2 separate regions of the Homo sapiens genome follow, and region 1 is linked to region 2. A link is a loop called in an ENCODE intact Hi-C map of the cell type or tissue named here. Cell type or tissue: PC-9. All regions are shown on one strand. Links, peaks and the distances in the headings refer to the core of each region. The heading gives the core; the rest is flanking DNA.

Evidence for each region. A loop is a pair of places that touch in the nucleus more often than their neighbours do. Peaks named below come from ENCODE experiments on the same cell type or tissue, not always from the same donor. Only the 100,000 strongest peaks of a DNase experiment are listed, where the experiment ranks them.
Region 1: it touches region 2 in a loop (6-fold over the local background); 13 of 110 quality-filtered maps call a loop at or near these places.

The regions. Positions count from the first base shown.
Region 1 is chr15:90,441,626-90,458,049 of GRCh38, reverse strand. It overlaps IQGAP1 (IQ motif containing GTPase activating protein 1), which reads right to left. Exons shown (of 38, transcript NM_003870.4): 8 at 16,366-16,424; 9 at 14,572-14,656; 10 at 9,314-9,477; 11 at 8,407-8,491; 12 at 5,112-5,275; 13 at 4,758-4,918; 14 at 3,498-3,622; 15 at 1,735-1,898. Among named protein-coding and RNA genes, the nearest start is that of IQGAP1, 62 kb to the right of the region's middle. RefSeq lists an enhancer at 1,388-1,899. In PC-9, for the core only: no CTCF peak of the experiment used is centred there; a DNase peak (open chromatin) is centred at 6,449.
Region 2 is chr15:90,393,264-90,409,687 of GRCh38, reverse strand. All of the region lies in intron 2 of IQGAP1 (IQ motif containing GTPase activating protein 1), which reads right to left. Among named protein-coding and RNA genes, the nearest start is that of IQGAP1, 13 kb to the right of the region's middle. RefSeq lists a silencer at 1,573-1,622 and enhancers at 13,658-14,157, 14,158-14,659. In PC-9, for the core only: no CTCF peak of the experiment used is centred there; DNase peaks (open chromatin) are centred at 7,237 and 8,677; H3K4me3 peaks cover 2,617 bases; H3K27ac peaks cover 4,766 bases.

The DNA of each region.
Region 1 (16,424 bases), core at 2,765-10,764, 50 kb before region 2:
GATTAAGGGAAAATGAGTGACTACTAATGGGTACTGAGTTTCTCTTGGGGTGATGAAATGTTCAAAAATTGACTGTGGTGATGACTGCACAATTCTATCAACGTACTAAAGTCCACTGACGCTGAATTACCTGATACGTGAATTACGTTTCAATTAAGTTGTCACAAAAAACCTTCATGACATTATCTATTAAAGCTTCATATATGTGTTCCCTATGGCCATAACTCCTCTCCAAAATGTATACCTAACAGAAATGCACATATATGTTTTTAACCAAAATTAAAAATTCATAGAAGCACTATTTACAGGCCATGGGCAGTGGCTCATGCCTGTAATTCCCAACACTTTGGGAGGCTGAGGCGGGCAGATCACTTGAGGTCAGGAGTTCGAGACCAAACTGGCCAACATGGTGAAACCCCATCTCTACAAAAAATACAAAAAAAAAAAAAAAAAATTTTAGCCAGGCATGGTGGCTCTCGCCTGTAATCCTAGGTACTGGGGAGGCAGAGGCAGGAGAATTGCTTGAACCTGGGAGGCAGAAGTTGCAGTGAGCTGAGATTGCGTCATTGCACTCTAGCCTGGGTGACAGAGCAAGACTCCGTCTCAAAAAAAAAACAAAGAAGCCCTATTTACAACAGTCTGAAAAAACAAACAAAACAACAAAAAACTTCACCAATAACATATAACCACACAATGAAATAGTACACAACAATGAGAATGAGCAAAGGATGGCTCCATGCAACCACATGGATGCATATCATTAACATTATTTAGGGCAACAGAAGCCAGACACAAAAGAGCACATAAGGTATGATCCCACTTAAATACAGCTCAAAAGTGGACGGAAATGAACTGTGGTGTTATTAATAGAAATCAGAATAGTGCTTACCACCAAATGGAGGGTGGCTAAGGGTGGAAGGGGATATGAGGAAGGTCTCTGTGGTGCTGGTAATGGGTTCTACAATCTGACTGCCAAATACACAGGTGTGCCTCCTTTTGAAAATTTATGCAATTGCATACCCATCTACCTTGTTCATTTTTCTGGATCATATATATATATTTTTTTTTCTGGATCGTATATATGTATATATACGTATATTATATATATACGTATATATATATATACACACACACACACATATATATATATATATATTTTTTTGAGACGGAGTCTTACTCTGTCCCCCAGACTGGAGTGCAGTGGCGCAATCTCGGCTCACTGCAACCTCCACCTCTCAGGCTCAAGTAATTCCTGTGCCTCAGCCTACCAAGTAGCTGGGATTACAGGCATGCACCACCACGCCCAGCTAATTTTTGTATTTTTTTTTTTTTTTTTAGTAGAGATGAGGTTTCACCATGTTGGCCAGGCTGGTCTTGAACTCCTGGCCTCAAGGGATCTGCCTGCCTTGGCCTCTCAAAGTGCTGTGGGATTACAAGGCGTGAGCCACTGCGCCCAGCCCTGGATCTTATATTTCAGTAAAGAATTTACTGAAAGAGACACAAAAGACTGTCAACAACAAACAAAAGAACAAAAACCCAAATGTGTAAAACAGCATGAGCTCCTAGTAGGTGGAGCCTATGTCTCTCACATTTTTGTGTCCCTCCAGTGCTTTGAATCTAAGGGTGCCCAGAAGGCATTCACTGAATGAATCAAGGAAGATATTCCTACCTCTACCTTTGTTCTAGGAGGGCTGAGGTGCTCTGAACATAAAGAACAATTCCGATGCCACTCACCTGGGCTTTCTCTCTCTTCGCTCTAATCAGCGTGTCTTGGTAATGCTGGGCCACTTCTGCAAGGACTCCCTCAAGTTTAGCTGCAGGAATCTGTAGGGCCTGCAGAGTCTTTTGGGCATCACCTTCATCCAGGGCTTCATTAATTAAACCAATGGCTAAAATCCCTAAATATAAAGAGACAGAAAGTTTTTTTTTTCTAATTAAGGAAGTACATAAACAAATCAATCATGGAACATGCTAACTAATCATAAATCCACCTAAGAGTAACCATGATTCAAACTGCAACTTACCATCCGTTAAGCAGCACTGTTTTCATTTTTTAATTAGTATTTATTTCAACTAAACTCACTTGTATTCATATTCCTATTGAATGCTCAAGTCCTTTTGTTTCATTTTTAATTGCTCTAACTTAAAAGCGATGAGGATTTTTATGAAACTGGCCTTACTGTATAGCTTTCAGGTACACTGGAATGTGTAATCAAAAACATTCTTGAGTCACAAAGGATTCACGAAGAGTCTTAAAAAGGTTCAAGGGTTCTTAAAAAGTCATCTAATTCAACACTTTTATAGAAGAAATAACAAGGCTTAGCAATCTCTTCTCCAAGATTACACAGCAAACAAATGGCAGAAGAAAGATCCAAGCGCAGGGCTCCCTAATGCGAAGCAAGGCTCTTCCCACCAAGTCAGTTGAATATTTCTCCCAGGAAATACAAATTAAAATTAGGAACGTTCACTCCCCAGGTATCTTAGGCAGCCGTACTGCTTTTGTAAGGACTCTGCTGTATAATAAAAAGTCTGGCTGGTCTTTGTCTCTGGGGGAGCGTCTAAGACCCTTGGGATATCCTGAGTGATAGGTATGTTTCTGTGATTCATGGTGGGCCCCTCCGCCCACACCTGAATTTATGCCAACCAATGACTCCTGGTTGGCCTCATGAGAGTTTAAGGATGGAGGCTGGCCATGCTGGAAAGATCAACCACTGAGGTATAGAGTCACGTGATACCAGCCTGGCCTCCCATTCTCCAGGGAGCAGAGGCCAAATGAAAATTGAGTTTAATCGCAAAGCCAATACTATCAATCACGCATATGTAACGAACCCAAATAAAAACTCTGGACACCCAAAACTCAGGTGTGTTTCCCTGGTTGGTGATACACGTCAATGTGCCAGGAGAGTGACACATCCTGAGAACACAGAAGCTTCATATTGGGGACTCTCACAGATATTGCCTGATGATTCTCTTCTTTCAGCTGATCCTGATTTACATATTTTGTAATAAAATTTTAATCGTAAGTCTAGCATTTTCTTGAGTTCTGTGAGTCATTCTAGCAAATTATTAAACCTGAGCGGGTAGAAGGGATCCTCCAAATTTGCAGCCAGTTGTTCAGAAGTACAGTGGCCTGGGAACCCTGCAGCTTTCAGCTTGTGTCTGAAGTGAGAGGAGTCTTGTGGAGGACCATGCCTACAACCTGTGCAATTCAACCTAATTCCATGTAGTGTCAGGACTACTTGTTATAACAGCATTTAAAAATAACAGATCATGTTCAATTCACCTCCCCCAAAATTTAGTTCTTACTGGACATATACCTAATTATAGCAATTGCCTGGTGTTCTCAAAACAATATCCAACTTTAGCCTTTTGTGTTATATAGATATTTTCAATCTCTCACCCAAAAATCCTTCTAGGAGTAGTATTTTGAACCACTTCATGGAATCACATCATCATTAATGGTGACATTATTTGGGGAGGACAGGAAGATAACTCACTCTCATGTTCCTCTTGCACCACCAGGTTCACATGGTCCACGCAAGCTTGGATATCATTCCATGTAATGAATTCATTATTCTCTGCATGTGCCTGAGCCTTCAGTTTCATCAACTCATCGAGATACCTGCCCCAGACCCCCAAGTAAAAAGAGCATTAAGCACAGCATGTTTAAATATTCAAGGAACAAAGATTGCTAGGGTATCCCAACCATTTGATATATTCTCAAGACCAGTTTTGGAACTGCACAGTTACTTTAAACAAAGTGCAAAAATGCAACAGAAATCACTTATTCTCAATATCCTGTTACATATTCTAAATTCCATGTTAAGACTAACTCTAGAATTAAAGGCAGCAGTTCAAGCAATTCCTCCATAGACAAGAAAAAAAGGCTACACATGAGCTAATAAATGCAGGAGGAATGACAGAGCAACAAATCATCATTCAGCAACTTTTACTGAAGGTACTGATTTAGGAAAGATTATCAATTGGGTTAAAAATATCACGTGAATGCTTAATGGAAAACTAGATATTTTGACGGTGCAAAAGAGATGATGTTCTAGTGATGAGGGAAAAGCGTAAATACGCAATGGAAGTATAAGTGGTCTCCCTAATCCAGGGATCAATCTTAGTATCTCTAATGGTGGGATGGTGGGAAAAGTGGGTTTTATATGCCTATTGATATGAGGCAATATGAAATACACATCATCAAAAATGTTGAACTGAATCGTGACAAGCCTAGAAATTTAATTTCCAATTTACAGGAATAAGGCAAATATGAGAAAGCAACTAGAACTATCCATAAAATAGGCAATTGGTCCCATCCCTTTAACAAGTCAGTCTCATGAAGAAAGGGACAATTCTAGATTAAAAGATACTCAAGGGACACAACAGCCAGATATAATACATGTTCCTAGGCTAGATCTTGTTTTCAACAAAACAGCTATAAAGGACAGTTTGGGAACAAATGAAGAATGAAAATGAACTAGCTAGGGTTAGATGATATTTAAAAAGTATTATTTAACTTTGTCAGAGATAGTGTTATTTTGACTATGTAACATATTTAAGCCTACTTATATATTTAGGAACGGAATGTCATATTTTTCAGCATAACAAAGAATTAAGTGAATCAAAGTAGAACCAAACAAAAGTATGACCATGATAAAGTAATAATGCCTGCAAAGAAAATCGGAGCACTGACATACAAAAGACAGGGTTAACAGCTACGTAATGGATTTATTCCCTTCACTCTGGACACCCACCTCTGACAGTTTTCTTCCTCAATATTGGTAAGACCAGTAACTGAACTGCTCAATTGCTTCCACACTGTATTCACATCTCCTGATTCCAATGCCCTGTTGATCAGGGCCACCGATGACAACATCTCCACTGCGACAGAGAGCTCTGGGTGGGTGAGATTATGCTGTACAGAAAGGGACAGAAGGGAAAACAGTGAGGAAAGACATTCTCCAAGACCCAGGGAGTTATAAGTTTAATAAAACTGTAAGAAAACCAAGTTTATGCAAAAAAGTTCTACCTAACCACAGGAAGAAGTGGGTATTACACTCACGTCCACCCAACTTTGCTCACAAACAGGACAGGTTTAGTGAACTCACTTCAGGACTTTGTCGCTGCAGGGTAGCCAGCTCCTTCTGATAGAGATCGGCGGCAAATGGATACACCTGGGGCAGCTGGGCTTCGGGATTCATCAGTTCCAAAACAGTCTTCTCAGCAACACCCTTCTGGATTGCAGCATTAATCAGTGCTACTGCTGCCAATCCTGTGTAAAAAACAGGAGTCAGAAACGCAGTGGGCTTAGAGAGCCCTCAGGGGAAGAAGGTGCCAATCTTCATGGGAAAAATATCACATTCTGTGGCTATCAGCCATGAAGTTTGAAGTGGAACTTTCGTCTTTAAAAAAGCAGCCTCCTTTGTCTGAAGAAGGGTGAACTGTACGGTATGTGAACCATGTCTCAATCAAGATGTTTTCTTCAAAAAGCAGCCTCCTAACTGTTCTCCTCATCCCTATTTTCTTCCCGTTCAATTCATCCTATATGCTACCACTACTTCCCATCTAAACCACCTCTTCCTTCTCCTACTGCCTGGCTTCTTAAGCTACCATTCAAAGCTTTCTACAATCTTTCCACCCCTTGATCTTACACAACTCAGCCCAAAACATTTACAAAATTTGTATTCTAACCACCATTCCTCAAAGACATCTTTCACTACCTGTACTTCCGCTCCCACCTCCTTTTTCCCTCATTGTCCTGCACTAGGACGTTCTTTTCTCACCTCTTTCACCATCCAAATCTTAGCGATCCCTTAAGTCTCACCTCCTCCAGATATTTCCCTAACAAATCATGAAGTGTGTGCGAGCCAAAGTGAGGCTATATTGACTCCAGTTCTACCTTTAAAACTGGAGTAACTTGGCCAGGCACGGTGGCTCACGCTTGTAATCCCAGCACTTTGGGAGGCCAAGGCAGGTGGATCACGAGGTCAGGAGATCGAGACCATCCTGGTCAACACGGTGAAACCCCGTCTCTACTAAAAATGCAAAAATGAGCTAGGTGTGGTGGCACGTGCCTGTAATCCCAGCTCCTCAGGAGGCTGAGAGAGGAGAATCGCTTGAACCAGGGAGTCAGAGGTTGCAGTGAGCTGAAATTGTGCCACTGCACTCCAGCCTGGCAACAGAGTGAGACTCCGTCTCAAAAAAAAAAAAAAAGGGCACACAGACCAACAGAACACCATAGAGAACTCAGAAACAAAGCCACACATTTACAGCCATGAGGAGAACATTTTTTGACAAAGACACCAAGAACACACATCAGGGAAAAGACAGTGCTATGGTTTGGATTGGTTTATTTGTCCCTACCAAATCTCACATTGAAATCTGATACCTGACATCACCCTAAGGGTATGAAAAAAAAAAAGAAGAAACTTGATCCCCAGTGTGGTGGTGTTGGGAGGCAGGGCCTAGTAGGAGCTGTGTGGGTCATAGGAGCAAATGTCTCATCAACGGCTTTGTGCCATTCTCATGGTAGTGAGCTCTTGCAAGATTGGATTGGTTCTTGGGGAGAACGGATCAGTTCTCATTAGAATGGGTTGTTATAAAGCCAGGACCCCTACTCACTACCCCGGGGATCAGTCTCTCTTCACATGAGCCCACTTGCCCTTTGATCTTCTCCTTCATATTTTGATGCAGCACAAAAGCCCTCACCAGAAGCTGAGCAGATGCTGGTGCCTTGCTTCTTGCACAGCCTGCAGAGCTGTGAGCTAATAAATTACCCCACTTCAAGTATCCCTTTATAGCCACGTAAAATGGGCTGAGACAGACAGTCTCTTCAATAAATGGTGTTGAGAAAACTGGATAACCATATGCAGAAGAATAAAGCTAGATCCCTATCTCTCATAATATACAAAAATAAATCAAAATAGATTAAAGACTTAAATCTAAGACCTGAAACTATGAAGCGACTGGAAGAAAACATTGGGGAAATGCTTCAGGACACTGGTCTAAGCAAAGCCATTTAGCTAAGACCTTAAAAGCATAAGCAACGAAAGCAAAAATAGACAAACAGGACTATGTCAAGCTAAAAAGCTTCTGCACAGCAAAGGAAACCAACAACAAAGTGAAGAGACAACATATAGAACAGGAGAAAACATTTGCAAACGATCCATCTGAGAAGAGAACAATAACCATAATATATAAGAAATTCAAACAACAGCCAAAAAAAAAAAAACAAAAAAAAACCCCACAAATAATCCAATTTTTACATGGGCAAATAAGCTGAATAGATTTTTATCAAAAGAAGACACACAAATGGCCAACAGGTATATGAAAAAATGCTCAACATCATTAATCATCAGGGAAATACACATCAAAACCACAATGAGATACTTTCTCACCCCAATTAAAATGGCTTTTATCAAAGACAAAAAATAACAAATGCTGGGAAGGCTGCAGAGAAAGGGCTCATACACTGTTGATGGGAATATAAATTACTATAGCCGCTACGGAAAACAGGATGGAGAGTCCTCAAAAAATTAAAATAAAACTACATATGATTCAGCAATCCCATTGCTAGGTATATGGCCAAAAGAAAGGAAATCAGCACTCCCATGTTTACTGCAGCTGTATTCACAATAGCCAAGATATGAAATCAACCTAAGCGTCCATCAATGAATAAATGGTAAAAAAAAAAAAAAAAAAAAAAAAAAAAAAAAAGGTAGTGTATACACATAATGGAATATTATTCAGCCATAAAAACTGAAGGTCATTATGTTAAGTGAAATAAGCCAGACACAGAAAGGCAAATACCTCCTGATCTCACTCATATATGGGAGCTAAAAAAGTGGATCTCACAGAGGTAGAGTTGACTGGTGGTTCCCAGAAGCTGGGAAGGGTAGTGGGGAGGAGGACATAGAGAGGTTGGCTAACGGGTACAAAATTACCATTAGATACAAGGAATAGGTCTAGTGTTAGATAGCACAGTAGGATGATGATAGTTAACAATAATGTATAGTTCAAAACAGAAGAACTGGAATGTTCCCAACATCAACAAAAGATAAATGCGTTAGGTGACAAATATTCCAATTACCCTGATTTGATCATAATACATTGTATGCATGTATCAAAATATCATACGTCAGTGCTTCTTGGTTGGTGTCAGTGCTTCTTGGTTGGTTTAAAAAACAAAACACATGTACCCTCAAAATATGTACAACTATTACACAGCAATTAAAACCACCACAACAACAAACTGGAGGAACCCTCCTGCCACCAAAAGTACCTGGCAGTTGGTTATGGCTAGTAGGCTCAGAGTGGGTGATGACGATGACAGAAGCTAACCTCAGACCCTTCAATAACACAAAGCCACAACTTTCCTCCCATACAATTTCAATGGACTCTTACTTCTCTGATATTGCTGGGCAGCACTGTTTGCAGCATCCACTCCAGACTGCAGCTCCTCCTTCTGCAGGGGGTCAGTCTGACCACTCTGAGCAAAGCAAAGAAAATTATGTAAAGATTACTCATTCCTATGACTCCAGGCCTTAAGGTTCTCATCTCTCAAAAGCAGTCACTAGGGACAGAGAGAGCCATAGTCATAAGTGACAGCTCAGGCTACATGCAGCCAAGGTGGCAGCCCCAGGTAGAGCCAAATGCCTTTGCCAAAGCTGGGGTAGAGTGACTTTACAGATACCAGTACATTCTTAAACATATTACATGAAAAGCCTCAAAAAGTTCTAAGGAAAAAGTGTTTGTAGAATCTTAAGCACGTTAATGCTACTTACTTTGACCAACGTACGCTGGATATTTGTAAAATGTATACTTGCCCTTATTTAGACAAAAAAGAAAGCCCCTCATGTTTGTTCTAAAAAAAAAAAACCCACGAAATACAATCCCACACAAGCTACCCTGACTGCACAGTAAGTACTTTTCCAGCTTTGGCCAGAGCAAACTAATAAGGTGCAGTTTTTTTTTAAAGTGCAAATTCCTGACGTAAGAATGCAAAAATATTCAGGTTTTCCCCAATGTCTTTTAGTTGGAGAGAGAGACAGCTGAAGTGAAGGAGTGATTAGACTGGGGATGGGTGGGTATTGTCTGTTTATCTTAAAAGAGGATTCATAGCTCTAAAAGCAAAAGTGAGCTGAAGACAATGTGTATTTTACCTGAGGATTTTTTTTTAAACTAATTTATATGCAGAGGAAAAAGTCGTATTGGGGGAAAAACAAAGGCAGCATATATATCTTTAAATGACAGCATGGGATTCGAATGGATATATACAAACTCTTGCAGCTTCAATCCAGACTATGTTTACCTGTCTCTTCTGCTGTTTATCACTCAGGAGCTGCTTCAAGTACCAGTCGCTATTCTGTTGCTGCAGTCCTCGAAGCCCCAGGGCTGGTGACTGCAGAGCCCTGAACAAGGCCAGTGCATCTCCTTGTTCTAAAGCCAGGTCGATATTTGCTAATGCAGAAAATGCTGAGGAAAAAAGGCAAAAGCTTGTGAAAGGACTATGTTAACAGAAGAGCCTAGAATAGTTTTCCTTCCCCAAAACCAATCTCAGTTCCAGATAAGGAAATATAACTCAGAGAGCCTTTACTCTGTGATTCTCAGAAGCATAAGATCTTGGGATTGGAAAAGAACCTTAGAGTCATCAAGTCCAGGGGTTCCCAACAAGCTATTCATCAGATTTCATACAGATTCCTGGGCCACACTCCCAGCCTACTTAAAAACTTCCAAATGTAGACAGCTCAGCACCAATATGGAGCCACCAATCCAGACCAACATGACGCTTAAATTCCCTTAAAATGCCAAGTAGTTGTCCAGATTATACTTACAGACTACCAAACAGGAGAAAGTATCTCCCGTGGCCACTTACTACATCTTTGGACAATTTTGTTTCAAAAATATTTTTAAAGCTCCAACCCTAAAGTTCACACTGAATACATTCCACTGCCCCTCCCTATGACAGCAAATGCCTTACTAGCAGCCTTATTTCCTTTAACCATGTCTTACATAGCACCATTTTGAATCCTCTCATTACCCTGATACTTCCTGAACACACTCCACCCACAACAGTCAGTGCCCTGCTATCAAGGGTGGTCCAACCTGTGCAGAGTGAAAGGGGTCATCTTCCCCTTTCCACATTCTCTCTTCTAATCATAGAACCTGAGGTCACACAAGCTCTATAATACAATACATGACAATGAAAACCCAGATGTTCCTTCATCTGAAAATGATAATGAAGATACCTTCCGTCATAGGAATATTTTTAAGATTAAATAAAATCATATACATAAAAGCACTTTATATATTGTAAAAAAAACAAAACAAAACAAAAAGGTATTCTTAGCCTGAAAGACAGAATAAGATAATTTCTGATTTCAGAAATGATAGCCACTAAGGAATCATAATTACTTTTTTACTTTCCGTTTCCTTATTTTTTGAAGAGAAAATGCCTGTCCCTACCACCACTCACAGATAAACATCTGATTTTATCACAGTAGCAAAAAGAAATCAATAAAATACCAAAAATAAAAATATCTGGGGCATAATAGTACTTATCAATTGCAAATGTTTTCATTAGTAAAAAACAAAATAAAATTAATAAGCTGTTATAAAGAAAATCAAAACAGCCCAAGGGAAAATAAAGTCTCAAACTAGAAAATGGGAAGTAGGGGCAATGAGGAGACTAGAACTATTTAAAAAAAGGGCGGAAGAAAAGGTTAAAACATTGGTATGGATGTGAGGTCTCACTGTAGGCTCCTAAGATACTGTTTATTTCTTCCTAATATTCATACCTGCCATTCAACTGAGCACCATACCAAGGTGGTGGCTTCTCAAGTCATGTCTGCAGGTATATGTGGCTGTTAGCCAACTAATCATCCATTCCTTCAATGATATTTACTGAGGATCTGCTATATGTTGCAAATATAATTGTGAAAAAAACAAATATCCTGTCCTCAAGGAGCTTTCATAGTAGCTAGGGACAGAAAATAAAATCAATGTAGATAACAAACTAGACTTTCTCTAGGTATATAGCATAGAGTCTTAGATTATCTATCTACAAAAGCATCTAGTAAATTTTGCTTTTTCTAGAAGTGTACACATACTACTTAAATATGTAAATATTAAATGAATATCTATAAACATTTATATTGCAAACATAATAAAGTGTGGAACATTACTTAAATACTTTCTCTCACTGAACTTTAGTTATATAACTCTAATTTTCCTTAGTCTACTTAACAAAAAATAAAATAAAAACTTTTTCTAATTTTTAACTGCTTGGCCTGCAGCTTTCTCCTGGGGCAGCATCAATGGCCTCATTGCTGTTTCGAATGCTCTAGGCAAAGAATCTTATCTATAATTACATTAATTCCTGGAACCCGAAGTCCCTATATCCTCCTGGCATCTAACTTTCCTTTGCCTCAAGACTTTCTCTACAATTAGGAAAAGACTGTCCTTTTATAGGGAATTCTGCCTTATCCTCACCCTCTTATCTATCCTAAGGATCCCTGTGAAGATCCATGTACACTGAAAACCTGCTCAAACTTCTAAGCAGAAGTCATCATTCCCTTCTTTATTCTATGACTGCACCACATGTGCTCTTGGCATCTTGCTCTAATCAAGCTGCCCTAAAAGTACTCATTTGTATGTCTATCTTCCCCACTATACTGAAAGGTATTTGAGGGAATTTTTATTATTTTGCTCCTCTGACTACATAATAATAATATGAATAGGACATTTTAAGAACATATTATTATTTCCTTACATGTGCTCACAACTGATTCTTATACAATTAGCAAGGTAAAACTATAAAGGTTATAAAATACCAAACAGTAAGGTAGAGAAAAATCCCTCAGTAAAACAAAAAATATTTTATGTACTCTATGCAACAGGAAACATCGTGGACTTTCTTCTCACAGAGAACCAACCATAAGGACACTCCAGTTTATATTTGCTGACTTAAGGATTAATACAGATTCAGCACAAGATACCATCCACACTTGAATGGATTATTCTGCTAGGAAGGTCATTATCCTAAATGAACCAGAAGGTAGCAGAATACAAAGAATGCTGGTCATCCACTCAGGAGGCTGAGGCAGAAGAAATCTCTTGAACCCAGGAGGCAGAGGTTGCAGTGAGCCGAGATCGTGCCACTGCACTCCAGCCTGGGCTCTGTCTCCAAAAAAAAAAAAAACCCAAAAAAAAAGAATGCTGGTCAGGACTTAAAACTCCAATCCTATGCAATTGGTAAAATCTTCTAAATCCTCTCTAGTTATTAGTATTAGTTCAAATGAGAAATTTGGCCCTCCAAATGAACAATGAGAACAATTACTATTATTATTGTTATGAGTATCTTGAGCAAAACAAGATTAAGCCTGACCTAGTTGGTTGAAATCAAACCTTTTAGTTTTTTTGGTGAGTCTAAACCTATGCTAGGAATTAGGAGGACTTCAAAAGAAGCAGAATACGTAATCTCTACTTTAAGGAGTTTACAAAGATGTCAGAAATAAAGATCAAGCAATACAAGACAATATATAATTAAGTGCAAATTTATAGGGATGAGCCTGTGTACGACACAGGAGATTTGAAAGTCAACCATATTGAACTGTGACAGGCACTGAAGTGAAAATTGAACTGGATCTTGAATGATGGGTACAATTTGGATTAGGAAGAGATGAGGCATGAAGGCATTACAGTAGGGAGATTACATGACATAGCGATAATATTAATGTTCATTGAGTACTTACTAAATAGCAGGCAATTTACATACACTATCTCGTATTATATGTCTAACAACGCTACTGCAGGTGCCCAATGTTACACAGCTTTTAACAGAGGAACAAGAGATCAAATACCAGGTCAGTACCACTTCAGAGCCAGATTCTTTTTTAAAAAAAAAAAATTAATTAATTAATTTTTTGAGGCAGGGTCTCACTCTGTTGCCCAGGCTACAGTGCAGTGGTGCGAACACAGCTCACTGTAGCCTCAACCTCCTGGGCTCAAGCAATCCTCCTGCTTCAGCCCCCAAGTAGCTGGGACTACAGGCGCATGTCACCACGTCCAGCTAGTTTTTGTATTTTTTGTAGAGACAGGGTTTCGCCACATTGCCCAGGCTGGTCTCAAACCTAAGCTCAGGCAATCCACCTGCCCTGGCCTTCCAAAATGCTGGAATTGCCTGGCCCAGATTCCTTTTAAGTCATAAAATGTACAGAATGAGTATGGGAGGTAATTAGGCAAATGAGCTTCTACAAAGAGCTGTATGCATGAAATATTGCATAAAGAACTGCACTAGGCTAGGGATCTGCATTTTGTCTGGCAAGTATGAAGTAGTCATGGTGAGTTCTTTAGCAGAGTAGTGACAAAATGATAATTTCAATAAATTAATTTCCCAAAAGTAACACATATATAAAAGTCAATATTAAAAGTATAATCTCATTTTTGTTTAAATATGTTTTGGAGGCTGGGCAAGGTGGCTCATGCCTGTAATCCCAGCAATTTGGGAGGCCAAGGTGGCAGGATCACTTGAGATCAGGAGTTTGACACCAACCTGGGCAACAGAGCGAGACCCTGTCTCTTCAAAAAAATTTTAAAAATCAGCTGGGTGTGGCAGCGCATGACTGTAGTCCTAGCTACTAGAGAATTTGAAACAGAAGGATGGTTTGAGCCCAAGAGTTTGAGGCTGCAGTAAACCATAATCGCAACTGCAGCCTAAACAACAAAGTGTAACTCTGTCTCTTAAAGAAAAAAAAAAATATATATATACACACACACACACACACACACACACACACACACACAGTTTTGAAGGACATACAAAAAAATGCCAGTAATGATTATTCCTAAGTGATGATTATTTCTAAGTGAAGGAGTCTAATTTTTGTGGTTTATTTTTTATTTCTAGACAGCTTGCATTATTCTTTAAAGGAAAAACAAAAATATAATGTTACTTTAAAAAAATAGAAAAATATTTTTTTTTTTTTGAGACAGAGTCTCACTGTTGCCCAGTCTGGAGTACAGTGGCACCATCTCAGCTCACTGCAACCTATGCCTCCCAGGTTCAAGCAATTCTCCTGCCTCAGCCTCCCAAGTAGCTGGGACTACAAGAGCACGCCACCATGCCCGGCTAATTTTTGTATTTTTAGTAGAGATGGGGTTTTACCATATTGGCTAGGCTGGTCTCGAACTTCTGACCTCAGGTGATCCACCCGCCTTAGCCTCCCAAAGTCCTGGGATTACAGATATGTAAGTGCTGGGATTAATCAGCCACTGTGCCTGGCCAGGAAAATAATATTTAAAAGCATGTAATAGGGTGAAAGAGTGAAACTGTAGCCAAACAGACTACTATGATGCTACTGTCAGTGTAGGAACAAGCGGCTGACTGAAGATAAATAATTAAAACGGAGGCATAGAAACACAAAAGATTGTTAACAAGCAATTATTGCTAAACAAATCCACGAATGTCTAAAGTAAGTAAATCAAACTATGTTGTAAGTCCCAGAATAGATCAACATTCACATTATATTATAATATCCCTTTAGGTGCCTGATTCAGGAACATACTTACTATTGACTTTGTTTATATTGCCTTGAATTTCAGCTTGCGTGAGCAGCTCCTCATAAACATCTCTTTCTCTCTCTGAGTTTTCTGTCTGAGGATGAGTAAAAAGCGTAATTAAGTTAGCTTAAGGTGTCTAAGAAGACCACATAAATACACGTGTGCTCCTCCTGCACCATAACACTACCAAGAATATGGGTGTAGCTTAAGACCCTTTATAAAGAACAAAGCAGGCACAGTAACTCATGCCTGTAATCCCAGTGCTTTGGAAGGCCAAGGTGGGAAGATGGCTTGAAGCCAAGAGTTTGAGATCAGCCTGGGCAACATAGCGAGACCCCATCTCTACAAAAAACTTTTTTTTATTAGCCCAATGTGGTGGCACATGCCTGTAGTCCCAGCTACTCAGGAGGCTGTGACAGTAAGATTGCTTTCCCCAGAAGTTCAAGGCTGCAGTGAGTTATGACCGTGCCACTGCACTCCAGCCTAGGTGACTGAGCGAGATTCTGTCTTTTTTTTGAGACAGAGTCTCACTCTGTCACCCAGGCTGCAGTGCAATGGCACCATCTTGGCTCATTAAAAACTCTGCCTCCTGGGTTCACGTGATTCTCTTGCTTCAGCCTCCTGAGTAGCTGGGACTACAGGCGTGCACCATCATGCCCAGTTAATTTTTTTGGTATTTTTAGTAGAGATAGGGTTTCACCATATTGGCCAGGCTGGTCTCAAACTCCTAACCTCAAGTGATCTGCCCGCCTTGGCCTCCCAAAGTGCTGGGATTAGGGGCAGCACATCCTTGCCTCAGATCTGAGCAGAATGGGCACATACAGATCCACAATCCTGGAGTCTCACTGGTGACATAGGCAGAGGCAGGGCAGCAGCTACTTGCCTGCAGGCCAGTTTGGCACCTAACTGGGAAACTGAAATCCCTGCTCTATGATAAGAGATACAAAGAATGTTCTGAGAGCAGGATTGTCTTCGTTTTGTCATCAACCACTAATTTTAACAAGGGGTGGATAAATTTGTGTGAAGTTTTTTTTTTCCCCCCCGAGACGGAGTCTCGCCCTGTCTCCTGGCTGGTGCAGTCTTGGCTCACTGCAGCCTCCACCTCCCAGGTTCAATAGATTCTGCTGCCTCAGCCTCCCAAGTACCTGGGATTACAGGAGCCCAACACAACGCTGGGCTAATTTTTGACTTTTAGTATAGATGGGATTTCGCCATGTTGGCCAGGCTGGTCTCAAACTCCTGACCTCGGGAAATGAGATCCTCAGATTCAGTTTTTTCAAGTCAGAATCATTTAACTAACTTCCACATACCCATAACAACTGTACACAAACATTTTACCCCAGAGAATCTGGGAAAGAGGAAAGACTATGTTAATATTTAGAGATAATCTTTCCAAAGGGCACTATTAATTTTAATGGCTACGCTCTAGAATTTTATTTATATAAAATTCAAGAAGCAGAGGTCAAAATGGAGCCTCACACCAAAAGATTAGATACTGCATCATTCCATTTGTATAAAATTCTTAAAAAGGTCAATGGCAGCAATAGAAAATAGACTGGTAGTTGCCTGGGCTCAGGGGTGTGGGTAAGGTGGAAACTAATTGCAAAAGTGCACTAAGGAACTTTCTGGGAGTGATGGTTAAATGATCACATATACTTTTCAAAACTCAAACTGTACATTTAAAATCCGGTGAATTTTGTTGTATGTAAACTGCATCTCAATAAAACTGATGTTTAAACTGGAGCCATATCAAATGACGGAATAATATAAATTAATTAGAAAGAATAGATGTTGCATTTTTACCCTGTTTTTAGCATTTGTCATTTTGTCCTGCTTAGCCTGGTAAAGTATATCCTGGTAAG
Region 2 (16,424 bases), core at 4,468-12,467:
AAGTGAATATAGGGGCAGGGCACAGTGGCTCACACTTGCAATCCCAGCATTTTGGGAAGCCAAGGTGAGTAGAACACTTGAGTTCGTAAGTTCGAGGCCAGGCTGGGCAACCCAGTGAAACCCGTTTCTACAAAAAAATGTAAAAATTAAGGCCTGGCGCAGTGGCTCACGTCTGTAATCCCAGCACTTTGGGAGGCCAAGGCGGGTGGATCATTTGAGGTCAGGAGTTCGAGACCAGCCTGGCCAACATGGTAAGACCCCATCTCTACTAAAAATACAAAAATTAGCTGGCTGTTGTGGCGGGCACCCATAATCTCAGCTACTCAGGAGGCTGAGGCAGGAGAATCGCTTGAAGCCGGGAGGTGGAGGTTGCAATGAACCGAGATCGTGCCACTGCACTCCAGCCTGAGTGATAGAGCCAGACCTTATCTAAAAAAAAAAAAAAAAAAAAAGTGAATATAGGAAATTTTCCTTGAAAGAACAAAGAGGGGAAAACAATCAGGGTATCTAGGAGTAAGGAAGTGTATCTTGAATGGGTGAGGATGTTCATGTGCTAAAGAGAAAGAAGCAGCAGGAAAAAAAGTGCAAGTTATAGTTGGGAAAATAATATTGGAATAAGAACCCTAGAAGACAAGAAGGGATAGGATCTAGATCACACATAGAAGGTTAAGTGTTAGGAGAAAAATACGTTTTTCCCACTGCTACAGGGAAAGAGGTCAAGATGGCATGTTAAGCCAGCATGGTGGCATGCATCTGCAGTCCCAGCTACTCACAAGGCTGAGGTCTGGGGATGGCTGGAGCCCAAGAGTTCCCGGCTGCCATGAGCTATGATTGCACCCCTGCACTCCAACCTGGGCAAGAGAGCAAGACCCTTTCTCTAAAAATTAATTAATTAATTTTTTAAGTGATAGCATGTTAAATGAGATGGGGTAAATTTGTTAGGGCCAAAATGTGAAGAAGTTTTGAGAGAAAATAGATGTCATCAAGCCACGATGCAGGAAGGTAGAGACAGGGATGCCCACAAAGAATACAAGGTTTAGTATAACTTTTAGGTGATCAGCCCCACCCATCCCTGCCAATTCAAATGTTACCTTCAAAAGTCACCTCTCCTCCACGAACCTTTTCATGACCTACCATCAGAAATAATCTCTTCTCGTTCCAAACTTCCTCTAAACTTTCTTATGGCACTTTATATCTCTTTATCGCCTAATAGTTATTTATGTACATAAGGGTAGAATCCTTTTCTAATTTATCTTTGAATAAATTAGAAAGACTCTACTGAAAGACACACACTGCTCTTTCTCTCTTGCTTAGGGACCGTATTACTCCTGGTCTCAATTATAACCAAATAATAAAAGAAAAACAAAAACCAAAACAGAAAATTACCCCAAGCTCTTATCACCATAACACTGAAATTCTTTTTCCTACCACAACCCCCACATACCACACAACTCTGTACTCATTCAACTTAACAATATCCCCAAGCACCTACTTTGTAAAAAGCACTGTGGTGAGAGGTGCCATTGGGTACCAGGAAGTGGAAAGAGCTTCAACTCTAAAGGAGCACAGAGAACAAGACAAGTATACATAGTGTTATGCTTTCCCTTGAAAGGGAAACGCCTGACCATACAATGTCAGCTTATCCTGAAAAACCCAGCCATAAAATAATCTTTCCCTGTCTAAACTCTCACACATTAACTATTTGCATCATTTCCTCAGCAATTACATATTGCCTTGTGACACTGAGACCTCTCATTCTCTGATGTTGGGTAACTTTTCAAATGTTTATGCCCTGTCTTCAATTAATCCGTAAGCTCCTAAGGGCAGGACTGTTTTATACTTTCGCATCTTCTTCAGTTCTCCCAGAGTGTCCTGAACAATGGAGGAGCTAAAAACGTGTTTTACTTGCTTTAAAGTAATTATTTTATTGGAGGAATTTTCCCAACTTCTTAGCCATGTTAGAAAAAATGAGCAATGGAATAGTATCAAGTCATTCAAAATAAAAATAGTTTTTAATAACACAGGAAATGAAATAAAAATTGTTTTTAAATAACGAGAAAATACTTAGGTTAGAACATAACAATCTTCCATTAAACTGTTACACAGTCTAAACCTGAAAATCTGCAACACGGGTTTTCCCAAAGCAGCTCAGACACCGTTTGGAAATTTCTTATTGTTATATAAGAAACTATCCTCCTATTAAGCAGATTTCCATTGTCTAGTTCTGTTCCCCTGGCACCACATCTGACAAAATGAACTCCCCTCCCATCTCTCAGGAATTTTTTAGTAAAGTAGGTAAAATGTTAATATAACAGTTGACTGAATTCCTAAACTAGATGAAAGGTTGAGCTTCTGAGATTCTGATTTTATATTTCTTCTAAATCTTGTTTCCATTTTATATAGCCTCAGTATTCCCAATTATTCTTCATAGATCATAATTGGTAGACCCTTTATCATCCTGGTCATACTCATCGAACACGCTCTCATCCCAGAGCAACAACTAAGTCTCAACTAATGGACAACCAACACCCACTGATTGGGAGTGGTTCCTCAGCTTCTACGTTGAAAAGGATTCTGATCTATCAGCAGTGCTTGCTGTGGGTGTAAAATAACCTACCACAAATCTAACATCCTTGCTCTAGACTACGAGATCCATCTTAAAGTATGGCCTCCAGAACTAAACACCAATTTCAGGAAGCCTCTGATTAGTCCAGAGGACAGTGGAACCATCTTTTCCTTGGCTGCATATACCATATATCTACTAATGAGTTAATGAACTTCTCAGGTTTCTTTCATTTTGTTTTCGTTTCCCACCAACGTTATTCCCACTAACGCTACTTCTCTCCCTTATCCTATACACTTTTTGAACTCCAATGTAGGACATCACACTTATTACTATTGAATTTCATTATTAGATTCACGGTACATTGAAAGCAAAATGTGCCTTACAATATATTAACTATCTCTCTAGAAACAAGTAAAATCCTAACTTCACTGACACATCACTGACGCCCTAGTAAGTCCCAATAAAAATGTTTACAAATAACATGCCCTAAAAGTGCTTTCTCTGAACTAAAAATCTGCAGCTCTTTTTGCTGAGATACGATTCGTAACGTAAACTCATTTAAAATATACAATTCAGTTGCTTTTAGAATATTCACAATGTTGTACAACCGTCATCACTATCTAATTCCAGAACACTTTCATCAACCAAAAACAAACCCCGGCCGGGCACGGTGGCTCACGCCTCTAATCCCAGCACTGGGAGGCTGAGGCGGGTGGATCACCAGGTCAGGAGATCAAGACTATCCTGGTTAACACGGTGAAACCCCGTCTCTACTAAAAATACAAAAAATTGCCAGGCGTGTGTTTTTCTCTGATTCACCAATCTGGTGACCCTGTCCAAAAGGAAATGATGTTAATGTGACAGGGCTTTTTTTAGGGAGCCCATGTTGGCTCCCAAGCATCACTTTTCTCGCTAAGTGTTCATAAGTTATGCATCTGACAATGTGCTCTGGAATTTTTCTGGTCCAATGTTTGGCCAGAAACTAGTTTACTAGACCAGAATTTGTCATATTTATCTTTTCCTTTTTAATAATTAGTACATTTGCACCCCTCATTTTTAAAAACCACACTCCCGTCCTTTGCAATGCCTTAAAGATCACTGAGCAATTATACCTATCCAATTAGTACAATTATGGCTTTAATTTAAGCTCTATAAGCCAAGAACAGGATAACTCAACGGAGAATGTAAACTAACTATCATAAAACACAAAATAGCTGAGAAGTGACCATGAACATCTCCCAAATTCTTATTTGAAATAGTCTCTGAAGAAAGTCTTAGAGTCCAAAAATAAAAAATAAAGTAAAAGAAAGAAAAAATAGTCCCTCAAATCCGTAACTGATAGAAAAAAAAGTGTTCGCAAACCAGAAAAAAAAAAAAAACCTGGAACACTATTGATAAAGTAGGTTTGAGGAATATTGCATACACTATCCTTTGCCTTGGAGACTCAGAATTTACAAGTCTATGACAAAGATTCCAAATAATTTGCCACTTGAATAATATTTGGCTTGGTTTAACTCAGTATTTCTGAAGCTTATTTCACCACTAAACCCTTTCTTTAATGTCACAGCACAATATACCTCAAAAAATACTGATCTAGAAAGTCAGCCACACAGTTTTTCAAACTCCAAATTTGCACTCTCCTTTACACAAAGAATAAATTATGTTAGTTTGGCAAGTCTAGTAATCTCTTCACAGTCTTTATGTCAAAGCTGTTAATTCAAAACCTGTTTTCTCAACGCCAACTTTACTACACGATATTAATCTGTTTAGCATTACAATATAACTTGCTTGAAAGCACTCTGGAAAATCCTAACCAAATTCCCTAAAATGATAGTTAAGCCATATGTTTCAAAAAGCTCAACAGTTGAAGCTGCCTTGTTCTGAAAAAAATTAAGATATCAGTTCATAAACTAGAGCACAAGACACCCTCCAGAGCACATTTCCTAAGACACTGCTAAGACTCAAAATGTAAAATACGATTCAAAAGTCAAAAAAGCAGGATCTATCTTACTCCTCACACCAAAATAAATTCCAAATGGATCAAAGAGTTAAATATTAAAACACTTTACATCCTAAACATACTAGAGGAAAACATGGGAGAATGTTTTTATATAATCTCAGTATAGATAAGACTCTTTAAAAATCATGCAAAAAATTCAAAAACTAAAAGTAAAATATTAGTAAGTTCAAATATGTTTTAAAACTTTATTTGAAATACAAAGTCAAAATTTAAAGGACAATGGCCAGGTGAGGTGGCTCTTGGCTGTAATCCCAGCACTTTGGGAGGTCGAGGCAGGTGGATCACCCGAGATCAGGAGTTCAAGACCAGCCTGGCCAACATGGCAAAACCCTGTCTCTACTAAAAAAATACAAAAATTAGCTGAGTGTGGTGATACGCGCCTGTAATCCCAGTTCCTCGGGAGGATGAGGCACAAGAATCGCTTGAACCTGGCCAAGATCGGGCCACTGCACGCCAGGCTGGGCAACAGAATGAGACTTTCTCAAAAAAAAAAAATTAAAGGACAAAGTGGAATGAATATTTATAACACCCACGGTGTACAACGAGCCAATTTCCTCAATATATAAAGAGCTCTTACCACAATGAATAAGAAAAAGATGAATAATCCAATAGAAAAATGAGCAAAGGATTCTACCGAAAAAGTTCACAGAAAAGAACATACAAATGGCTTTTAAACACATGTAAAGATGCTCATCTTCACTCATAATTAGATAATCCAAAATAGCTACAATGAAATACCATTTTCACCTATGAAACTGGCAAATGTAAAAAATCTGTAATACTCTGGGTTGGTAAAATTAAAGCGGAAACAGCCTTCTTATATGTACATTATTGACAGGCAGATGTGCAAACTGGTACAACCTCTTACGAGAGCAAATTGGCAATATTTTTGAGAACTAAATATGCATATTCCCTTTGACCCAGAAATTACACTTTTAGAAATTTATCCTGCAAGAATACTCATACATGCACAATGGCATACCTACAAAGTGACTTTTTATAACAGCAAAAGCTGAGGAGAAAATGTCCGTTGACAGGTTAACTTCAAAACCGAAAACTAAAACTGTGAAGGAAAAAAAGAGGCACTTCATTCCACATTCACTCATATGGAATGAATTTTAAGATGCAAAGCAAAACGGTGGCTCATGTCTGTAAGCCCAACACTTAGGGAGGCCAAGGCGGGCAGATAACCTAAGGTCAGGAGTTCAAGACCAGCCTGGCCAACATGGTGAAACCCTGTCTCTACTAAAAATACAAAAATTAGCCAGGCCTGATGGCGGATTGCCTGTAGTCCCATCTACTTGGGAGGCTGAGGCGGGACAATCGCTTGAACCCTGGAGGTGGAGGTTGTAATGAGCCGAGATCACACCACTGCACTCCAGCCTGGGCAACAGAGCAAGACTCCATCTCAAAAAACAACAACAAAAAGATGTAAAGCAAAATGTACAGTGTGCAACCACTTCTAAACAAATCAAAGTAATTTGTATTTACATGCACAGAATATCTCCGGAAAGAGACACAATCATGATAGCAGTTCCATGTGGGGAAAATAACTGAATAGCTAGAGAAAGAAGACTAAGGATATAGACTTTTTTTCAGTGTTATATACTTGCATAGTCTCTGAATTATGTATCACGTCTGTGTATTACCTATTTCTAAGAAAAAAATGTTTTAAATTTAAAAATTTTAAATTAAGACCAAATCTATCTAAAAAACATTCCTATGGGGATTCTCAAATTTTTAAGGAAAACCCCAAAAGTCAAGCCATTGTCAAACACTACCTTTTTAAACTATCAATTATGAAAAGGTATTGCCCAAACTAATGACATAGCATGTCTTCAGGGAAGAAACACATTTTTGTGCAGCAGTGTGATCGTAGCTCACTGCAGCCTCGAACTCTTGGGCTCAAGTGATCCTTCCACCTCAGCCTCCCGAGTAGCTGGAACTACAGGTGTGTGCCACCACGTTTGGCTTTTTTTTATTTCTTATATTTTGTAGAGACAGGGTCTTAATATGTTGCCCAGGCTGGTCATGAACTCCTGGCCTGATGCTATCCTCCCTCCTCGGCCTCCGTAAGTGTTGGGATTACTGGTGTGAATCACAGGGCCCAGCCCAAAAAAACATTTTGTTATAATAGTCATTTAAATAAAAGACAAATTTTGTTTACTTTTAGCTGTTTTAAAGGTCATCTGAGATGTATGTTACTTACAGTAAAATGACCTGCTGATTAATGCCTACTGCATGCATATCTGTGAGACTTTTTCTATTTAAATGTTATCTTTTTCCTATTTTTAATGATTGTAAGTTTTTTTTCTCTTCTTTTCAACTTTTCCTTTTCTAATTTTGCCCCCACTCCCTCTTGTATTCCTCAATTCATTCTGTTTTTAGGATCACCAGTTAATTCTATTTGAGAAAATATTTTTAGTTTCTTATGTTGCTCATCAATAATCCCAAGCAATAGTCTGACACTTTTTAACCTTATGAATAAATACCTATCAGAGTAATACTATTTCCTTCTGCTGCAGAAACCTCACAGTTCTTAGAGCCCAGTGTGTCTAAATCCCCAAACAGCTGCCCCAACAGAAGCCAAGCCCTAGGCTGGCAGCTGCCTCTCCAATATTCCTTCTGCTTTTTGTTATGATTTCCAATGAGTCAACAGGAAGGTATTCTGAGTAAAGAAGAAATAGAGCTTTTAGACAGGCCTCTCCTCCTCCCACAACCCCAAAAATACAGTTCTTGCCAAATGATCCAAAGCAATTTCCAATCCAATTTGCCACTCCTGTCTGTATGAGGTAACTCTTTAACAAACAAGAAAGTGGTAGGAAGGAACACCTTTCTAAGCTGAATTCAAAGCAGATACCAGGTTATGAAGAAGGGAAGCAATTAGGAAGGGTCCAACAAGCTAGTTAGACACAAAAATACATAAGACAACTGGAGACTTTCCCTCAGGTGGCAGGTGGAAGAGACTCCAAAATAAGTGGCAGGAAATTGATGGAGTTCCCTCACTGACTTGAAAACTACACAAGTTACTTAATGTCTCTGGGCACCAGTTAAAGAGGTTAGACTTAAATGTTGCCACTTCAGCATCTGCAGAAGTTAAGAGCACCAGCTTTGGTGTCACAAACCTGGGCTTGAATTCCAATATATGACCTTGGGAAAAGTGTTATCAACTCTATTTTTTTCCCTCTTTAAAATAAAAATAATGCCTATCTCACAATAATGTAATATGTAAATTTCATCATCATTCTGCTTAATTAACAGTAGTTACTACTGTTGTCATTATTTTTAGAACCAGAAGTATAGCAGCAGCAGACTAACATGGCAGTTAAGAGAAAGGACTTCAGAGTTCTTGCCAAACCTGAAATCTGGATCAACCACTTATTAGATGAATGAGTTAACCTCTCTGAGCTTTGCTTTCTTATCTGTTAAATGTAGATAATAAGCACCTCACAGGGCTTCAAGAATAGCTAATTAGATAAAGCATATAAAGTGCTTAGCACAGTGCCTTGCATGTAGAAAGTATGCAATAAACGGTACTAATCATGACAATGAGGAAGAGGGGGAGAGGCAAGGGGAATACACTGACTTTGGGACAGACAGAAAATATTTTAGATTATGACTGCCTTGCAAATTGCAGGTTTTTGGTTTTTTGTTTTGGGGGATTATTTTGGCTTTCCTTTAGCTGCCTTAAAGTACTGAGGTTTCTAGAATAAAATGCCTTATTGAAATAACTAATTCTTCCCAACATACAACTATTTTTTTAAAAAATTTTAACCCAACATTCAAACTTCAGCAAGTAAACTCTTACTCTTCAAAATAAACCATTAACCAGATCTTTCTTAAACATTAATATGTTTAAGATTTTTTTAATTCACGCACTGTCAAACCACAGAGATCAATCAGATTGCTAGGAGACTTCAGGAGAAAAATTAAGGAGCAGAGCCCTGATTTGATCCGGTAGGCCACAGGCCCTCCAGGTTCCACTGGCACTTCACTCGGCTAACTCAACGATATGGTCTCTAGGCAACCAAGTCCTGAGTTAAGCAAACAACCACAGTAATATGAATCACTTCCGGATGTTCTCACTTTGCCTACCAGCGCTTTCTTACACAAATACTTCTTGTCAAGGGGTTTATTTAGCACCAGCTAGAAACAACCAAGAGTCCATCAGATACCACAAGGCTTAAAAATGTCCAAAACAGGTTCCACTACCAACTGGTATCCCCAGATGTGACACTGTGAAGCAGAAGGAATTGTACAGCAATCAGAGGCAGGTCACCACACTAAGCCGGAAAATGAAATTCCTAGAACATGCCAACTTGGGTCCTCAAATGTATTTTTACTATTTTGTCATTAGGGACATTAAAATATATAAAAACAGTTGCTCTGACCTGTAAGACCAGAAGAAATACATGCCAAATGAGGTCAAACTAACGGGCCACACTTAGCCCAGCCAGATTTTTTCCCCAACCTTGACTGGTGGACAATCCATACACTCAGCTGCCCGATTAACACTGGTTTTTCATGGCCACATCTATTTCAACACCTACGGATTATAAAGGGAAGTGGTAAACTATGTAACCCAACTATCTTGGCTACCTGCTCCTTTTTTTCACCTTGAAAGGATCTTTTGTGCCACACTCTTCTTCATGAACTAAAAAGAGATCATTTAAGCTATTAACAAGAATGGAGACGGAAAAGGAATTAATTAAAAATATAAACTACAATAGGACAAAGCAACTACCATTAACAGAACCAAGGAAAAAATATCAAGACTGTAGAAAATCAAGTCAGTGCAACAAAAGATGTATGTGAGACACATACCTAGAACGCTTATTTAACGTAAACAAAATGAAGAAGAGCCATAAAATAGACTACACAGATCTAACTAATCACCACAGGCATAATGGACAATTTCCTAAAGCTAAAATAAACAAACAAGAGACATTATAAACCAAGAAGAGTCTCCACATTGCAGGCAAAATTGCTAAGCCAATAGCAACCCTAACATGTTAACTGGGGAAATGTTTATACCTCAAGGAACAACAATTCTACAAATTTCAAGTCACGAAAAAAGGAAAAAAAAATCAAGTTACTTGTCATAGAGTTAAAATTAAGCTAGCTTCAGATGTTGTTTCTCAATGATAAGAAGTATAACAAAGTCATATATATTTTTCTCAAAAAAATGAAATATGGTTCACCATAATTTAAAAGTCCAGAACTAGAAATATATATATACATAATATTTGACAAAACAGACATGAATTGCTAATAGGTAATAAACAGCTGGTTTTTAAAGGATATTAGAGGCCTGTAATTCCATCACTTTGGGAGGCTGAGGCAGGAGGATCACCTAAGGCCAGAAGTTCGGGATAAGTTCCCCTTACAATCAACATTACAAGACCCCATCTCTACAAATATATAAAAAGTAAGCCAATCGATTATTAAACTGAAAATTTTGGCAAGGTTTTAGAGAAATTAAACTATCTAGACTTCGAGTTGATAGAAGAAATTACAAATCGAAAGACTGACATTTAAACTCAATAAAATTTAAAACTACAATGAAGAAAACAAATACAATGAAACATCAAGGGAAAATGTTTGTAGCAAATACGAGAGAAAGTCAAGTCCATGTTATAAAAGAGCTCACAAAAGTTAACATCATGACCCTAGAAGCCAGGCACATAACAAAAACAGAAAATTTGCATAAGAAAATAATACTGATAAACAAATATGTAAGAAAATGTTTAAACTCTCCAGCAATCAAAGCAATAGAACTTTAAACAGGAATAAACCTAAATAAATTATGAACATTAGATGGCCACTGAAAATAGTAAATTAAGACAATACAGGCCAGGTGTGGCTGCTCACGCCTGTATCCCAGCACTTTAGCGAAGGATAGCCTGAGCCCCAGGAGATGAAGACCAGCCTGGCAACATAGAGAAACCCCATCTCTACAAAAAAAAAAATTTTTTTTAATTAGTTAGGTGAGGTGAAGTGGGCCTATAGTCCCAGGTACTTGAGAAGCTGAGGTAGGAGTATCTTTGTTTTTTCAAGGAAGATTTCCTATATTCACTTTTTTTTTTTTTTTTTTTTTGAGACAATGTCTGGTTCTATCACCCAGGCTGCAGTACAGTGGCGTGATCTCAGCTCACTGCAACCTCCACCTCCCAGTTCCAGTGATTCTTGTGCCTCAGCTTCCAGAGTAGCTGGGATTACAAGCACACGCCACCATACCCAACTAATGTTTTTTGTATTTTTAGTACAGATGAGGTTTCACCATGTTGGCCAGGCTAGTCTCGAACTCCTGGCATCAAGTGATCCACCTGCCTTGGCCTCCCAAAGTGCTGAGATTACAGGTGTGAGCCACCGCGCCCAGCCAAGATACTTAATACTTTATTGTAATATAGGCTTTGTGCTAGATAATTTTGTCCAACTGTAAGCTAACATCAGTATTCTCAGCACAATTAAGGTGGACTGGGCTATGATACTCAGTAGGTTAGGTGTATTAAATGCATTTTGACTTACAATATTGGGATATAACCCCCTCCTAAATCGAGGAACATCTGTGTAGTAACTTAAAAATCTGAATTTGTGATTATATCTAAAAATTATATACACAGTTTTTCCTTTTACTTAATCCCTTCTTTTCCTTTATTATAAAATTATCACTGTAAAAAGCATTTTAAATATATAGTACAGTATTAAGTAAAAAGGAAATCTCACACCCTCTACCCCCATTCCACTCCCTAGAAGTATCTTCTGTTTCTGGTGTTTTCCTTCAGATAAAAGCTAAGGTCTGAAGTGAAAAAACTAGGGCTACCAACCTTAGGACCTTGAAAGTGCCCAGAAAATTCCTGTCATCTTCACATTAAATCTGCTTTTCCTTTTGCAGATTTAATGTGAAAATTCAGGAGGCCGGGCACAGTGGCTCATGTCTGTAATCCCAGCACTGTAGGAGGCCAAGGCGGGTGGATCACCTGAGGTCAGGAGTTTGAGACCAGCCTGGCCAACATGGTGAAACCCCCGTCTCCACTAAAAAATACAAAAATTAGCTGGGTATGGTGGTAGGCACCTGTAATCCCAGCTACTTGGGAGGCTGAGGCAGGAGAATCGCTTGAACCCAGAAGGCAGAGGTTACAGTGAGCCAACATAGTGCCACTGCACTCCAGCCTGGGCAACAAGAGTGAGACTCCATCTCAAAAAAAAAAAAGAAAAAAAAAAAGAAAAGAAAAAATTCAGGATATCCTTTATCCAGGTGCTTGGATAAAAGTTTATTGAGTTCAGGCCGGGCGTGGTGGCTCACGCCTGTAATCCCAGCACTTTGGGAGGCCGAGGCAGGTGGATCACGAGGTCAGGAGATCGAGACCATCCTGGCTAACACAGTGAAACCCCATCTCTACTAAAAATGTAAAAAATTAGCCAGGTGTGGTGGCAGGCGCCTGTAGTCCCAGCTACTCGGGAGGCTGAGGCAGGAGAATGGTGAGAACCTGGGAGGCGGAGGTTGCAGTGAGCCAAGATTGTACCACTGCACTCCAGCCTGGGCGACAGAGCAAGACTCCGTCTCAAAAAAAAAAAAAAAAAAAAAAAAGTTTGTTGAGTGCCTACTGTATTTCACTGTGCCAAGCAATTAACCATCACAGCAGCTCTGTAAGATGCATAGCGTTCCCATTCTGCAAAGGACAAATTTGGGCTCACTCCCTGACGTTAAGCAACTTGCAAAACCAGAATCAGAACTCACACCTGCCAAAACAGAAAGTCTGATTCTTTTCACTGTGGCAAGATATCTCAACATTCAAGATTTTCAAAGAAATTTTATTCATACTTTTGAATTTCTATTTTACTTAATTATTCGTACTATGAGAATATAGAGCCACATGACTTTTCTTAATAATAATGGGTACTAACTAGTTCAACTCTTTACATTTCTTAATTTTAAATTTTGCTAGGCTGGGTGCAGTGGCTCACGCCTATAATCCCAGCACTTTGCGGGGGCCGAGGCGGGTGGATCACTTGAGGTCAGGAGTTGGAGACCAGCCTGGCCAACATGGTCAAACCCCATCTCTACTAAAAATACAAAAATTAGCCAGGCATGGCAGTGGGCACCTGTAATCCCAGCTACTCGGGAGGGTGAGGAAGGAGAATCGTTTGAACCCGGGAGGCAGAGGTTGTGGTGAGCCCAGATCGCACCACTGCACTCCAGCCTGGGCAACAGAGCGAGACTCCGTCTCCAAAAAAAAAAAAAATTTTTTTTGCTAAATTTTCAGCTACATGGTAGGGTAAAAAGCTTTCGGCAGCCACATTAGGAATGAATACTCCCCATTTGCAACAGTGTTACAATACAGAAAAGCACTCAGCTTCAACCACTTTTAATAAATACACTTTTAAATGCAACCCACTTCTTATGGTGGAGCCTGTCCAAGGCCGTTGCACTAAATTAATATCCGAAAAAAGAATGGAGGTTTATTCTTAAAATAGTGTATGTCACCATTTTAAGAGTTAAGAATAAATCTCACCCCATACTTCCCCTTGGTAATTATAAATAAATGAATGGATCAGCTCCTAGTGCCACCGTGCCATTACGCAGCTACATGCTATGGTCCTTTAGTCACACTGGGTCTCATGAGATAACTAGACTTCTCATCTGTACAAAGAGAGCTTGGGTCACCATCCTAAAAATGATCCCCCTCAAAATTTAAGTGATGCTCCTCATTTTGAGAATTCTAGAAGTGCTGGGCATGATATTCTTCCTAGTCACCTCACCTACCCATTTTGTTTTCTTGCTTCTTAAATGTCTTAACTTCTATTTTCATGATCCCAGGGTGCCAGCCTGGACATATCCCAACATTCATGGAATTCTGAAATCACTTACAGGGAGAGGAGATCTGAAGAGCCCATCCCAGAAAATGCTCTATGCCAACAGTAAAGACATATGCACAAAAAAGACTTTGTTCCCAAGAACTAATTTCTTTCCAAGATACCTTTTCAATTCCTCTAAATTACAGAAAGTGACATACTTCTACTTAGTGCTAAGCTCGACTTATCACCGTGGAGTTGCTGACAGTCTCCAACCAGCCAGCGTTCCTACCTTCCCTTCTACAAGAGGGGTGTGCCCTATTCCTTGAGCTAGGGTACGGGCACTCAGCAGCAGAAAGGTGGCCCATGACAGACTTGAAAGCGCACACCAGGAATTGTCTGAAACTCAGAGAATGCTGGAATTAACTTTCTTCCTGTGACCTTTAACCTAGCTGAATTTTCTTCCATTTCCAGTACTAATCGTACTTTCTTCTCACTTGCAGAATTCCCTGTTCTGTCCTGCCTGACACGTTCTCTTCTTGGTTCTTTTCACCTGAACCTTATTCTGATCTGTTACTTCCTCCTGTCCAAGACCTAAGCACTGAACATACCTCACATATTTAAATGTTACCTCCTTCAACTGAGTGAAACGGTATTCATTGCTCCTATACAACTGCTCTTTAGCCGGCCGGGCGCAGTGGCTCACGCCTGTAATCCCAGCACTGTGGGAGGCCAAGGCGGGCGGATCACGAGGTCAGGAGATCAAGACTATCCTGGCTAACACGGTGAAACCCCGTCTCTACTAAAAATACAAAAAATTAGCCAGGCGTGGTGGTGGGCGCCTGTAGTCCCAGCTACTCGGGAGGCTGAGCCAGGAGAATGGCGTTAACCTGGGAGGCGGAGCTTGCAGTGAGCCGAGATAGCGTCATTGCACTCTGGCCCGGGCGACAGAGCGAGACTCCGTTTCAAAAAAAAACAAAAAAACAAAAAAAACCCCGCTCCTTAGCCTAAACAAATGTAAAACTCAATAAGAACAGGCAAAAGGATAAAAATAAGCTTCAATTTAAGCATAAATAATAATTTAAGATGTATCCTTGATCTATTGTGCAGCCCTTAGCAAAAAGCCTTGAATCGTTAGGTGATATCTCATTAGAACAGCGGCTTAATTTCAATATTGAAGCTGCTCTCCAAACAATGAAGAAAAGCAGAAATCTCTACATTTTCTATTTCTCAACCACTCCCAGTGCTCATTTATAGGAATTACCCCTAAATTTTCCCAGTTAACCTTTCAGGGAAACACAAACCCACAGCCACAGAAAACTTTCGTCTCTCTACACTTATACTCTCTTACTTATACTCACTGCCTCTACACAGTCATATTCACTCTCTACACACTCCTCTCTTTTCCCAAGAAAGAGCTCTGTTACAGGCAGAGGAGAAAATGGAGTGCCCTAGGATACACAATGGGGCCACTGTACTAAAAGGTGGAGCTTTTAGTAGAAGTAGAGGTATTATAAATAGAACTGAAGAGGGGAAGCTTTTCTCCCTCCAATCTCTATGATCTTTATTCCTGGCCTTAGAGTTACTGTAAATCCCAGATATTGGGGCTCCTCCAACTTGGGAGGGGTGGAGGTTATGGAGGAAACAGGATGGAACCAAACCAAAAAGGCAAACTGGGTCTAGCGCTAGAGGGGAAAGAGGGGCCCTCGGAACACACAAGATACAGGCCGGTTCACCAAGGTAGGAGAAAGAACTGGAAGAGGTTAATAGCTCACTAATAACGAAGAGCATGCCATTTGTCCTTGGTGCACTCACAACACTTTTTAGGGGTGGCAGCAGCCACATAGGTGGCTGACAGGGATTCTAGTCCTCTTTTCTCACCATAACATTCCCAGGCTTCTTTCCTTTGTCCTCTCTAGTTTACAATCTAAATAGGTGCTTCCAACCTTGATTTTTTAAAATCAAAGCCTTAAACAACAACAAAAATCACCACACCCAGTTTTATGATTGCCTCCATAAAATAGACCAGGCACCTTTCCATGATGCCAGGCCAATGGGCAGGGTGTGCTAGGGTAATATGCCACTATTATGCCCTCCCTTAAAAAAAAAAAAAAAAACCTGAAGATCATCACAAATGTCTCCACTGCCTTTTTTTTTTTTTTTTTTTTTTGAGACAGAGTTTTACTCTTGATGCCCAGGCTGGAGTGCAATGGCACTGTCTCAGCTTACCGCAAGCTCTGCCTCCCGGGTTCAAGCAATTCTCCTGCCTCAGCCTCCCGAGTAGCTGGGATTACAGGCACCCGCCACCACGCCCGACTAATTTTGTATTTTTAGTAGAGACGGGGGTTTCTCCATGTTGGTCAGGCTGGTCTCGAACTCCCGACCGCCAGGTGATCCGCCCACCTCAGCTTTCCAAAGTGCTGGGATTACAGGCGTGAGCCACCGGGCCAGGTCAGTTACTCCTTAAGTATGCAAAAGCACTCAACAAAAAAACACCTCAGGGGATCATGCCTGCTGGGTGGTCTTTAAAGGAAATGGGCTACTTTCCTATACTGGAAAAAAACACCTGACAGAAAAAAAGACGCTCTAGAGTAGCTGAAAATAAAATGCCTGGCTAATGCAGAACCTGATGAAGAAATAGGATGAAGTGTAACATTCTACTGAGGTCATGATATCCCAGCATAAGGCAGAGTTTTAAATCTTGTTTCTCAACAGGGGGAGGAGTGGGGGCCAAGGAAGGAGCATCGGAATCACTAGAGACATTTAAAATACAGTCGGCCCTCCTTATCCATGGGTTCTGCATCCATGGATTCAACAAACTATGGATCAAAAACAGTCAGAAAAAAATAAAGAAAGATATAAATAAAACAATACAGTGTAACAACTATTTATGTAGCATTTACATTGGATCAGGTATGATAAGTAATCTAGAGATATATCTAGAGTAATCTAGAGGTATGATAAGTAATCTAGAGATGTTTTCAAGTATATATTATGCAATGTGCTAAGGTTATATGCAAATACTATGCCATTTTATATAAG